Linked DNA regions of Homo sapiens: region 1 is linked to region 2. Evidence: read pairs that join two places in POLR2A ChIA-PET (ENCODE). Cell type or tissue: OCI-LY7. All regions are shown on one strand. Each heading gives the region's core, and the rest is flanking DNA. Links, peaks and the distances in the headings are about the cores only.

The links. Peaks named below come from ENCODE experiments on the same cell type or tissue, not always from the same donor. Only the 100,000 strongest peaks of a DNase experiment are listed, where the experiment ranks them.
Region 1: POLR2A ChIA-PET joins it to region 2 with 13 read pairs; 3 of 35 experiments call an interaction of 5 or more read pairs at or near these places.

Annotation. Positions count from the first base shown.
Region 1 is chr4:184,362,686-184,368,064 of GRCh38, reverse strand. LINC02362 (long intergenic non-protein coding RNA 2362) reads left to right here. Exons shown (of 6, transcript NR_125934.1): 5 at 2,118-2,239; 6 at 2,419-2,504. Among named protein-coding and RNA genes, the nearest start is that of LINC02363, 11 kb to the right of the region's middle. In OCI-LY7, for the core only: no CTCF peak of the experiment used is centred there; a DNase peak (open chromatin) is centred at 3,204; H3K27ac peaks cover 903 bases.
Region 2 is chr4:184,286,480-184,291,858 of GRCh38, reverse strand. The region is part of intron 1 of LOC105377582 (a long non-coding RNA gene); the gene reads left to right. LOC124900825 (a long non-coding RNA gene) reads right to left here and starts at 4,114. Exons shown (of 2, transcript XR_007058413.1): 1 at 3,718-4,114. RefSeq lists enhancers at 2,897-3,036, 3,397-3,536. In OCI-LY7, for the core only: a CTCF peak has its summit at 4,065; DNase peaks (open chromatin) are centred at 3,308 and 3,958; H3K4me3 peaks cover 2,229 bases; H3K27ac peaks cover 3,392 bases.

The DNA.
Region 1 (5,379 bases), core at 179-5,178, 76 kb before region 2:
TGAGCAGATGCAGGATGAATCCTCTGCTCTCTTTTTCTACCTGAAACCAGGGCGTAACATTCCCTTTGTGGAAGGTGTTCCTCGACTCCCATAGCAGGAAGTGTAGAGCAACTCTTACCATCAAAGATGGACAGTCAGCATTGAGATGAGTCTGCATAAACAAACTTTTTTTTTTAAAGTTTGTTCCATTAATCTCCCCCATGTATTTGCTAGTCACTTTCCCACAATTTATCATCCCTTTCCTTTGTTAAAATGATATATACGTCCCTGAGCCTAATCACTTTGCATTTCACTACTTTTCTGTGAACTCCTATGCACGTAAAAATATAAATACATTTGTATTCCTTTTCTCCTGTTAACCTGTCTTGCGTCAGTGAAATTTACAGGCTCCAGCCATTCAACTTATGGGACAGAAGAAAGTTTTTCCTCCCTAACGTGATCAAACACATATTCTTCTAGAGAGCATTTCATCCCTTTCCGACCAATTCATTTCATATTACTTCCTTCTGATTCCTCTTCATAACAGAAACATTTTGGGGTTATCAACTATGCTACCTTCAAGCCTTTGCTCATGCTATTCTACCTGCTTGGAATGCCTTTCCCTTTTTCCTCTTCTCACTTAATCTACCCAGCCTTTCCAGTCTTCCTCCTGCCTCTTCTGTCAGAAATGAGGCAGGAATAATACAGGGTGGTCGCAGAAGAATAGAAAATTCTAGGCAGGCATTTCACATGACTAGCAAAAGGAAACTGTTGAAATAGCCACAGGAGCTAGGGGCTGATAGGACCCTGAAAAACTAGGGTGTGGGCCAAGCTGGCTAAGACCGACTAGACCCAACATGGTGCTGGATTTGACTCAGGTTTCTCTTAGGCCCTCATTTTTCATTCATTAACATACAAATCACATACCCACCAGTGCCATGACCGTTCCAGGAGCACCCATATTTGGTGTAAAAGTGGGTGGCACCACAGTTCTGAGAAATATCCACCTTTTTCGAGGAATTTTCATGAATATTCCACCCCTTGGTTAAAGAAACTCATAAAAGTAGCAGCTCCAAACACCCTTGCGCACAACTTTCTCTGGAGTCCGCTTGCCCTCCCCTATCTTGAGTGTGTACTTTCACTTTGCAACAAATCTCTGTACTTTCACTATTTTCTGACTCATCCTTGAATTTCTTCTCCCGATGATATCAAGCACCTGGGCACTGGCTGGAGTCAAGGTCCCACTTGTGTTTGGGGACCTGCCTAGCCCACCGGTATCATGACTGGGCCACTCATGGGACTCATGATCAGATCCTGACTAGCTTTTTTCTATATTTTCCCAAAGGAGTTCTGCTCCATTTTTCTAACTAAATAGTTAGTGGAAGGCCCTAGTACCCTAGACCTTTTAAAAAGTCCCTTGATACATTGAGCTGAGCATAGCTATTGCTTACAAACATTTACTGAATTCGTACACCGTAAATCAACAGGCATTTATGTCAGCTCACTTAAATGTTAGCTCTTCATTTAGCCAGCTACCAAGAATAAATGTCAAAAAGAGAACTTTGTAATTCCTGGCTAAAAGGGGAGAAGACATTTAATTGGAAATTATGGAGCTCACAGCTGGCTTTCTTGGAACTTATAGATGAAATTAAAAGTGTATGGCCAAGCCTACCAACAAAACCCCCAAACCATTACTTCTCCTTTGACACATCATTCATGAAATGAAGGAATTAGAGAGATCACCCAGTCCACACTTATCTCCAAGCTGAATTGCACCCAAGGCTGGAAGAAACAAATGGAGCCCATGGCATTCAAATTTCTGTGCCCTTCTCTCCTCTCCTTGGTTCTCTCCCATGTTTTGTCAAACTTCCCACACCCAGCTCCTTAACCAAAGGGACTGGCTAGGTCAGGCAGAGGTTGAGTCAAGAGTGCTCAGGTGTCCCAGGATGACTGTCAAGAGTGGTGGCAGCTCTCCTATGTCTCAGCCCCCCAGGAGCACCTCAGCCCTGCAACGGCATCAAACTGGGTGGCACACACTAGTATGGAGCCAGAAATCAGTCAGTGGGAATATGATGCACCCAATTTTACAGTGACTGTGTCCTGAAACTCCCTGTCCTTTGTTCTTTCAACAAATATAGATTGAGCAGCCATTATATATCAGGCACTATAGGAGTTCCTGGAGGATACTGGTCTGAAGTTAGCATGATCTTGACTCAAGAAACTTATAGTCCTGATAAGAACTTCCACCAGAATTCCAGATGTAAGTCATGTTTCCTAGGTTATGCTATTGGTGGTGATGGTGGGTGAGGGAAGGAGGGTGGGTTGAAATAAGAGCCTACGAGTAGTCACAGATTTGTATGGCTTTGACTCCCAGGCATAGGAGTTGGGAGTTTTGAGGGTCATCAGTATATGAAGTTCTTTGATCTTCTTGGCTTCCAGAAGGCAGCACAGGCCTTGCTGTTTGCCCATGCCCATGCGGTCAGCTCTCTTGGGTACCGTGGCATGCAGATGCAGACACTCACCCAAGACACCCTGTAGTGCTGATTACTGGCTGAAGACACTGAATATCTGATATAGTTTGGATGTTTGACCCCTCCAAATCTCATGTTGAAACTAGATTCCCAGTGTTGGAGGTGGGGCCCGGTGGGAGGTGTTTGGATTGTGGGATTGGATCCCTTATGGCCATCTTGGTGCCATCCTTGTGGTAATGAGCAAGTTCTTTATCTACTAGTTCCTGAGCGATCTGGTTGCTAAAAAGAGTCTAGCAGCATCATCCGCTCCCTCTCCTCCTCTCTTACCATGTGATATGCACACACCGGCTACCCTTCACCTACTGCTCCAGCACCACGCTTCATGTACAGCCTGTAGAACTCTGAGCCAAATAAACCTCTTTTCTTTATAAATTATTGACTTTCAGGTATTTCTTTATAGCGACAGGAATAGACCAAGACAATATCTATCTATCATCTATCTATCTGTCTCCCCACTCCCACTTCTGTGACAGGAGACTTATCACCTAGTCCTGCCCTCTACCCAAGCTTCTGTGACCATCCCCCACTCAAATCTGCCCCAGCAGTAACCTCAAGCGGGCTTGAGTCCTTGTCACCCCAATTTGCACTAATTTTGTTTCCTATGCTTCAGAATTGTACTTGTTAATATATAAAAATATTCAGGCTGCCCTAGTTCATGTAACACCTTTGAGAGGTGGCAGTGAGCAACCACTTCCGCCAGGTGCACACAGCCCCACACCAGTGTGCAGGGTCTGGTCAGTGGAGGACAGCCTAGGTTGCAGCTGAATCTTACCTCATCAGGGCACAGCCAAGCCAGGTCCTGAAGGCATGGCCCCTGGCTGGATTATTGTGAGGCAGTAGACACCTTCACAGCTATTTGCCTTATCTTTATGACTGTTTCCCAAAGGTGTCCCTGACTTGAGCTCAAAGGAAGGTCTCTCAGGGCCGCCCATCCTGACTTTCTGGTCACACCACAAATGACCCTCCCAAGGGTCACATCTTCACTAAACACACCTGGCCCCCTCCAGACCCCACCATTGCTACAAGCCTGAGGCAAGAGGGTACCACACTTCTCTTCTCTGTCTCAACTCATCCACATGGGCCTGGCTTTCACTAATTCCTCACAGCACGGCTGAGACCACAGTGTAATGTTTAACAGGGTTTCATCAGAGGTCAAGGCTAAAGGAAGGAATATAAAACCACGAGGGTACCACACTTCTCTCCTCTGTCTCAACACATCCACATGGGCCTGGCTGTCACTAATTCCTCACAGCATGGCTGAGAACACAGTGTAATGTTTAACAGGGTTTCATCAGAGGTCAAGGCTAAAGGAAGGAATATAAAACCACACAGGGGTGTTCTGGCTATACGATAACCTCACAAAGACATGGTATCAATATATTTCCCAAAGTCTGGTTTCAAAAAGTCTTGGGATGCAGCATTACACATGGGCTTGCTGTGACAAATACACATACTCCTGGACTTACGATGGGGTGCCATTCAGACAAACCTGTTGTAAATATCACAGCTTAGCTCGACTCCCTTAAACATGCTCAGAACATACATCAACTTTGCTGGGCAGAATCACGCAGCAACACAGGACAACGTAGACTGTCAGTTATTCACCCTCACGACTGTGGTGGACTGGGAGCTGCGGCTCACTGCCACTGCCCAGCATGGAGAGGGAGTATCATACTGCACATCACTAGCCTGGGAAAAGAGCAAATGGCAAAATTCATTCCAAGTATGGCTTCTGTTGAACGCATGTCACTTTTACACCATCATAACATCAAAAAATCGTAAGTTAGAGACCATCTACTTAACAGAGATTTCAATGAAATAGTGCCTTAGATTGTGAAGTATATATTAATTCATTGCATTATTAATTAGGATTTAAATTACTAATGTACCGTCATAGCAGCCTTTCTTGGTAGAACCTCTGTGGACTGGGCTAGAGGCGCTGTGCTGATTTTCAGGCAGAGCTGATCTTGTTCCTGCAGCTTCAGGATGGGTTGTAAGGAAGGTGAAAGAACAACGTGCAATACGGCAAGTTGCAACATGGTCACAAATTCTTTGGCACTTTTCCCATCAAGAGGTAGGGGCTGTGTCCACTCCCCTGGATTCTGGGTCTGCTTTGACCAATAGAGAATGGCAGAAGTGGTACCGTATGACTCCCAAGGCCAAGTCATGGAAGGCAATCTAGACTTGCATTGTTGCCTGGTAACATCTGCCCTTGGGGCCCTGAACTTCCCTGTGAGCGGTCCCTGGAGCCTGAGGCCGCCATGCTGCAGTGACCACAGGTAGATGCTCTGGTCACCAGCCCCAACTCAGCCAGCCGCCAGCCAGCCCAACTCAAAGACTGGACATAGGAGCCAAGATGTTGCCAGGTCAATGGGTCATCCAGCCCCATCCATCCTAGCCCCAGCCATGGGACTCAACATAGCTGAAGCCCCAGACATCATGGAGAAGAGCCATGCCTTCTGTTCTCTTTCCAAATTCCTGACCTACAGAATCTGGGAGCATAAGGATGAAGTGGTTGTTTCATGGTTTTTTATGCAATAATAGGTGAGTGAAACATGCAACCTCTTCTCAATCACTTCCTTAGCCTTAAGAATTAAATCCTACATCCTTAGCTCTCCAAGTAGAAGACTGGACAAGTCATGCTGCTTATTTTTCCTTCTTTCATTTCAGTTGCAGTGGGAACTAGTTTTGCAGGCCTGTTCGCTTCCCAGGGCTGTTGTAAGAAGTTACCACAAACTTGGTGGCTTAAAATAACAAAATGTAAGACCCTGGGAAGAACCTTAGAATGTGTTCAAATGGTCATAGGTTTATAAAATTTGCAAAAGTAAGACACTTAAGCAATGGAGACTGCTGGTTATTTCCATTCTTG
Region 2 (5,379 bases), core at 244-5,243:
ATGTGAGAACTCACTATCAGGACGATAGCTCCAAGGGGGATGGTAGTAAAGCATGAGAAACTGCCCCCATGAAAAGCATGAGAAACTGCCCCCATGATCCAATCATCTCCCACCAGGCCCCATCTCCTACGTTGGGAATTACAATTCAAATGAATCTGGGTGGAGACACAGATCCAAACCATATCAGAGACCAAAGAAGGACAATCTTCCCATGAAGTTATATTTGCTTAAGGGGCTCCCAAACTGCATTTTCCTGGGGGCCTCTTCTGTGGCAGCATGTCACTACACTGTGAGGCATTATTCCTTGACTATCTGCACCTTATTGACACTCAGATGTAGGCTGACATTCTTAACCTGTGTGAGAGTTTTTAGATTGGTAAGAACAAAAATAAAGGTGAACAACCACACACAGAATTAGTAGAAATAAAAAATAAGCTGTTAATCAAAAGAAAAGAAATGAACTGTCAAAAACGATATGAAAGTAGCCAGTCTTATTCTCAATGAAAGAAATGTAAAATCAATAAGATACTATATTTATTTATCTGCCCTACAAAAAACAAAAGTAAAACCCTTCTGTAGACAGTATAAGAAAACATTTATATATGCTGTAGTGAGAGTATAAATTGGCTTAATTATTATAGAAAGACACCTTGGAAAAAATACCACCTTAAAAGCAATAGATTAGATAGATGAGATAGGTAGGGCTAGGTAGGCGTGCGTGCACACACACACACACACACACACACAGTAAAAAACATACAGTAGTTCTCCCTTCTTCGCCGCTTTGCTTTTCAGTTACCTGAAACCATGCTGTCCAAAATATTATAACTGTGTTCAACTATGGTCCAAAAATATTACATACAGTAAGATATTTTGACAGAGAGAGAGAGAAAAACCCTACTCACACAACTTTTATCAGAGTATATTGCTACAATTGTTCTATTTTATTAGTTATTGTTGTTAATCTTCTACTGCGCCTAATTTATACGTTAAACTTGATCATAAGTATGTATGCAATAGGAAAAGACAGTTTCCAGAAGGTTCTGAAATGCGTGGTTTCAGCATCCACTGGGGAGCTTGGAATGTACCTACAGCAGGTGAGGGGAGACTACTGTGTATATATTGCATGTCCTTTGACCCAGCAACCCAACTTTCAGGCATGTAATCTGAGGTGATTAAGAATGTATGACCCGGCTGGGCCCAGTGGCTCATGCCTGTAATCCCAGCACTTTGGGAGGCCGAGGCTGGCAGATCACCTGAGGTCAGGAGTTTGAGATCAGTCTGGCTAACATGGCAAAACCCCGTCTCTAGTAAAAATACAAAAATTATCCGGGTGTGGTGGTGCACACCTGTAATCCCAGCTACTCAGGAGGCTGAGGCAAGAGAATCGCTTGAACCTGGAAGGTGGAGGTTGCAGTGAGCTCAGATCGTGCCACTGTACTCCAGTCTGGGCGACAGCGCGAGACTCTGTCTCAAAAAAAAAAAAAAAAGGAAAAAAGGATGTATGACCAATATACTTGAAAAGATGCTTAACCTCACTAGAAATCAAGGAAATGCAAATAAAACACAAGGTTCCATTTTTAATCAAAGTGGCAAAAATCAAAAGTTTGATCATATAAAGCGTGGGCGAGGTTGTGGTGGCACACGTGCCCTCAGCTGCTCTGCAGTGAGAGCGTTATTTTCCAGCTACTTTGGTGGGCAAAATGTTTCTCCTCTACGACCTAACAATTCCACGTTCTGAATCTCCCCAGAGAGACATCTATCTGCACATGTGCACAAGGTGAAGATTGAATGCAGCATTGTCTGTCTTAGCAAAAGCTAAACACAACCCAAATATCCAGGGATAGGAAAATAACTCAATAAACGTCGGCTTATCCTTATTATGGAATCCCACACAGCAGTTGCAGATCTTCATGTGTTGACGTGGAAATGTCTCCAAGGCATACTGCCAAGTGAATGGACAGCATGTTAACGTCTGTGCGCCACTCGGCCTCACAAATAAAAACGATTCAGCATATCTATCTGTCTATATCTCACTTAGGTATCTGAAAATATACGTACGTACATTTCAAAAAAGGGTACGCATTAACCAATAATAGTGGCTGTCTCTATGATGGCTATAACAACTCGATTGAAGCTGGTTAATGAGGACTTTAGTCTTACCGGTTTTAAGGAAGTTTTCAACAAGAACATGTTTGTTTACAATATGCGTAATTTTAAAGTGTTTTAAAAAATAACTGTGAAGATTTCACTACACTAATACTTACCAAGGCATTATTCGGTAGAGTGAAAATTTGGAAATAGCATAATTGTCCAACTACAAGGTATTTAGTTAAATATATTAGGGGAGATCTCATGATACATTACAACACAACCATCAAAATAATATTTAGAAGTCCAGTAAACAACCAAGAGGAAATGTTCAGAATAATGATCAAAAGAAAAAAGCAGATTACGAAACAGAGTGCACCTCATTAAACACCTGTCAACCCCAGGGTCCAGGGCAGAGAAGTCAGATTCCAAAATCAGAGCATGCTGGCCCAAAGGCTAAAGGTTCGGTAATGCCAAAGTCAGCAATGCTGGTGCAGACACAACAGAAAACTGAGGGCCAAAGAAATTGAGAAGAAAGCCAGGCCAGACGGCTGGATCAAGGATGGAGGCAAAGTGCTAAGGGTGCTGCCTTAGACAAATCCTGTCTGCACCTCTCCTCCTTCCACACCCTTCTGGAGTAGGCCCAGCTGTGCCCAGGGTCTGAACCCAGGCACTGATTGTCCCGAGTCTGGAGGAGGTCTGGGCCTCGCCCTCTAACTGCTTCAGCAGGGACTGGGTCAGGCCAAGGACAATGGCCTCCACCTGCTGGGAGATCTTTCCAGACCAGAGAGCGGAACCTGCAGAATGCAGAGGCCTTCTGGTTTGCTGGACAGTGGTGTACATTCCAGGCTCAACTCTTCATTCCTCTAGGGAGTGAAAAAACCCGCTCCACCTCCTGAGAGCAAGGCTAGGTTGTGAATACCCTTTCCTTTGACGTATTGAGAAACGGGTCCACATTCATTCAGTCACGAGAAATGTCACTCAAAATGGGAGTTTCCTCCTTGAGAATCAAGAATGAATGTTAGAAAATTAAGTGGCAGAATTAGTCAAAGAGCAACCCCTTAGTGGAATAGATTTGACATTACAGAAAAGGAACAGAGAGAAAGGAGAGAGAACAGAAAAAGGGGGTGGGTGGATAAACGGTGGGGAGAGAAAGAGAGCTTGATTTCTGCGTTTATAAATGACAATGCGGTTTTGTCTAACCACCTGCTGCAGCAGGGCTGGGACACAAGGGAACCTGTGCCCTCCCATGCGGTGGAGGGTAGAAGATCAGAAAGACGAGAGGCCGGGGAGAGGCCGAGATTTGTACATCCAGCTGAAAAATAATCAGGCTCCTAAGCACAAGGCAGTTATGGTTTTAAAAAATTAAAATAAGCAACGAAACCAACCACCCAACACATTCAAATCCCTGCATGAGTTTGAGGATCGAGAAGTGGAAGAATTGAACAGGGAGAAACAACGAAGACGCGCTTCTGCTGCAGGAGGCAAATGCCAAGTGTCAGAAATGATTCCTGAAGCTGGGAGCCTCTGAGTTCAACTCATTATTTCCATTTGTTCATTTGTTTTTTCTACTGTGTTTCAATACCTTTTCCTCCTCTGGCTTTTCTACCTGCATGAAGTACTTACTGGTGGTGAAGGGGAGACACAACTCCCAGCCCGTTGTTTGTTTTACAAGTGGACTCTTGCATGGAGAGGAAGCTCAGGAATGGGGTGGCTGGGCAGGAGGGCTGCTGTGTTCCAGGTTCCAGCAGACTTGCAGACCTGCCCAGGGCAAGAGGAAGAACTGGTGAAACCTGCACGCCTGCTTTGAAGATCTCAAGAACAATTTGCTTTGCTCCTGTGGCTAAGCCTGCAAACATATTAAAAGCTTTTCTGGGTGATTTGTCAGTGGATTTAGTTAAAGAATTTATAGCCTGACCCTGGGAATCGGTCTGTGCTTCAGAGCAACACTGACACCACGTGTTTGAATCTTTAGGACTAAAAGGAAAGTAAGATCACGAATGGAGGAGCAAGGAGAGATCCCAAACATAGCAGCTCTCATTATGAGGGTGCACTCATTTCACCCACTGAGGCTCTGAAAGGGTCAGCGCTGATGAGCTGGTCTGGCCTCTGCCTGCTCTACCCAAAAGTGAATGTGGGTGTCTGTAATTCTTGGAGTTCTTTGAGGTAGAAAAGATTATTCAGGGACTATTTTGATTTTAAAAATTAATATTCAACTTATTGAAGCTAGTTCTTAAGTTTTTAAAGTTCAGCTTCTAAATCTTATCACTTTATTTATTAGGAAAGTGCATGCTCAACATGCACTTAGTTTAGTATTTGGGAAAGTCTGCCAATCAGAAACGAAAATATTCAAAAAGAAACCTGAGTATAAAAAATGGAAAAAGTATACTTACAATATTTATGGGGGCTAATTAAATATGCTATGGGATCCCCTCAAATATTGACATTTCCTTTACAAATTTATTATATTCAGATTTTTTCAAGGGTATCTGACTGAGAAGCTTCCCCAAATACTTAGATAACTTTAAAAAATCATATAAAATAAACGTAAAAATAAAGCAGCGTATTAAGTTGCTGAAATGACCACATATTGTTTTCAAATTTTAAAAACTTATCCTTTCAATTTAATATCATAAATGTAAATAACTAAAAAACATGTAACATTAGAATCATAAGACTCATAAGACTCCCAGAGCACTTTGGGAGGCTGAGGTGGGCGGATCACCTGAGGTCAGAAGTTCAGGATCAGCCTGGCCAACATGGTGAAACCCCGTCTCTACTAAACATACAAAAATTAGCCAGGCGTGGTGGCGTGTGCCTGTAATCCCAGCTACTTGGGAGCCTGAGACAGGAGAACTGCTTAAACCTGGGAGGCGGAGGTTGCAATGAGCCGAGATCGCACCGCTGCCCTCCAGTCTGGGCAACAGAGCAAGGATCCGTCTCATAAACAAACAAACAAACAATTAAACAAAAGCAGTGCACTCCATTAGGCAATAAGTGGTCTATCCAACATTGAGAGGAGGTGCTGCCCTCCCTCTGCCTTAATTCTAAGTTTTGACTAATTTTCCTAAAATTGTTATCAAAAACATTGGTGATGCAGCATTTTTAAAATAATGCATTGAGAAACCAAAACTTCTGGTTCCGGCTCTTAAACTGGCAGAACAATGATGGAAAATCAGCCAACTTTTGTCTCCCCCTTCAGAAATGTTGCTGAGCACATCTGGTTCATCCTTTCCCTGGCCTCCTCCTCACAGCCGTTTGGTTCCTACGGCCTAAAAGTGTGTTGTG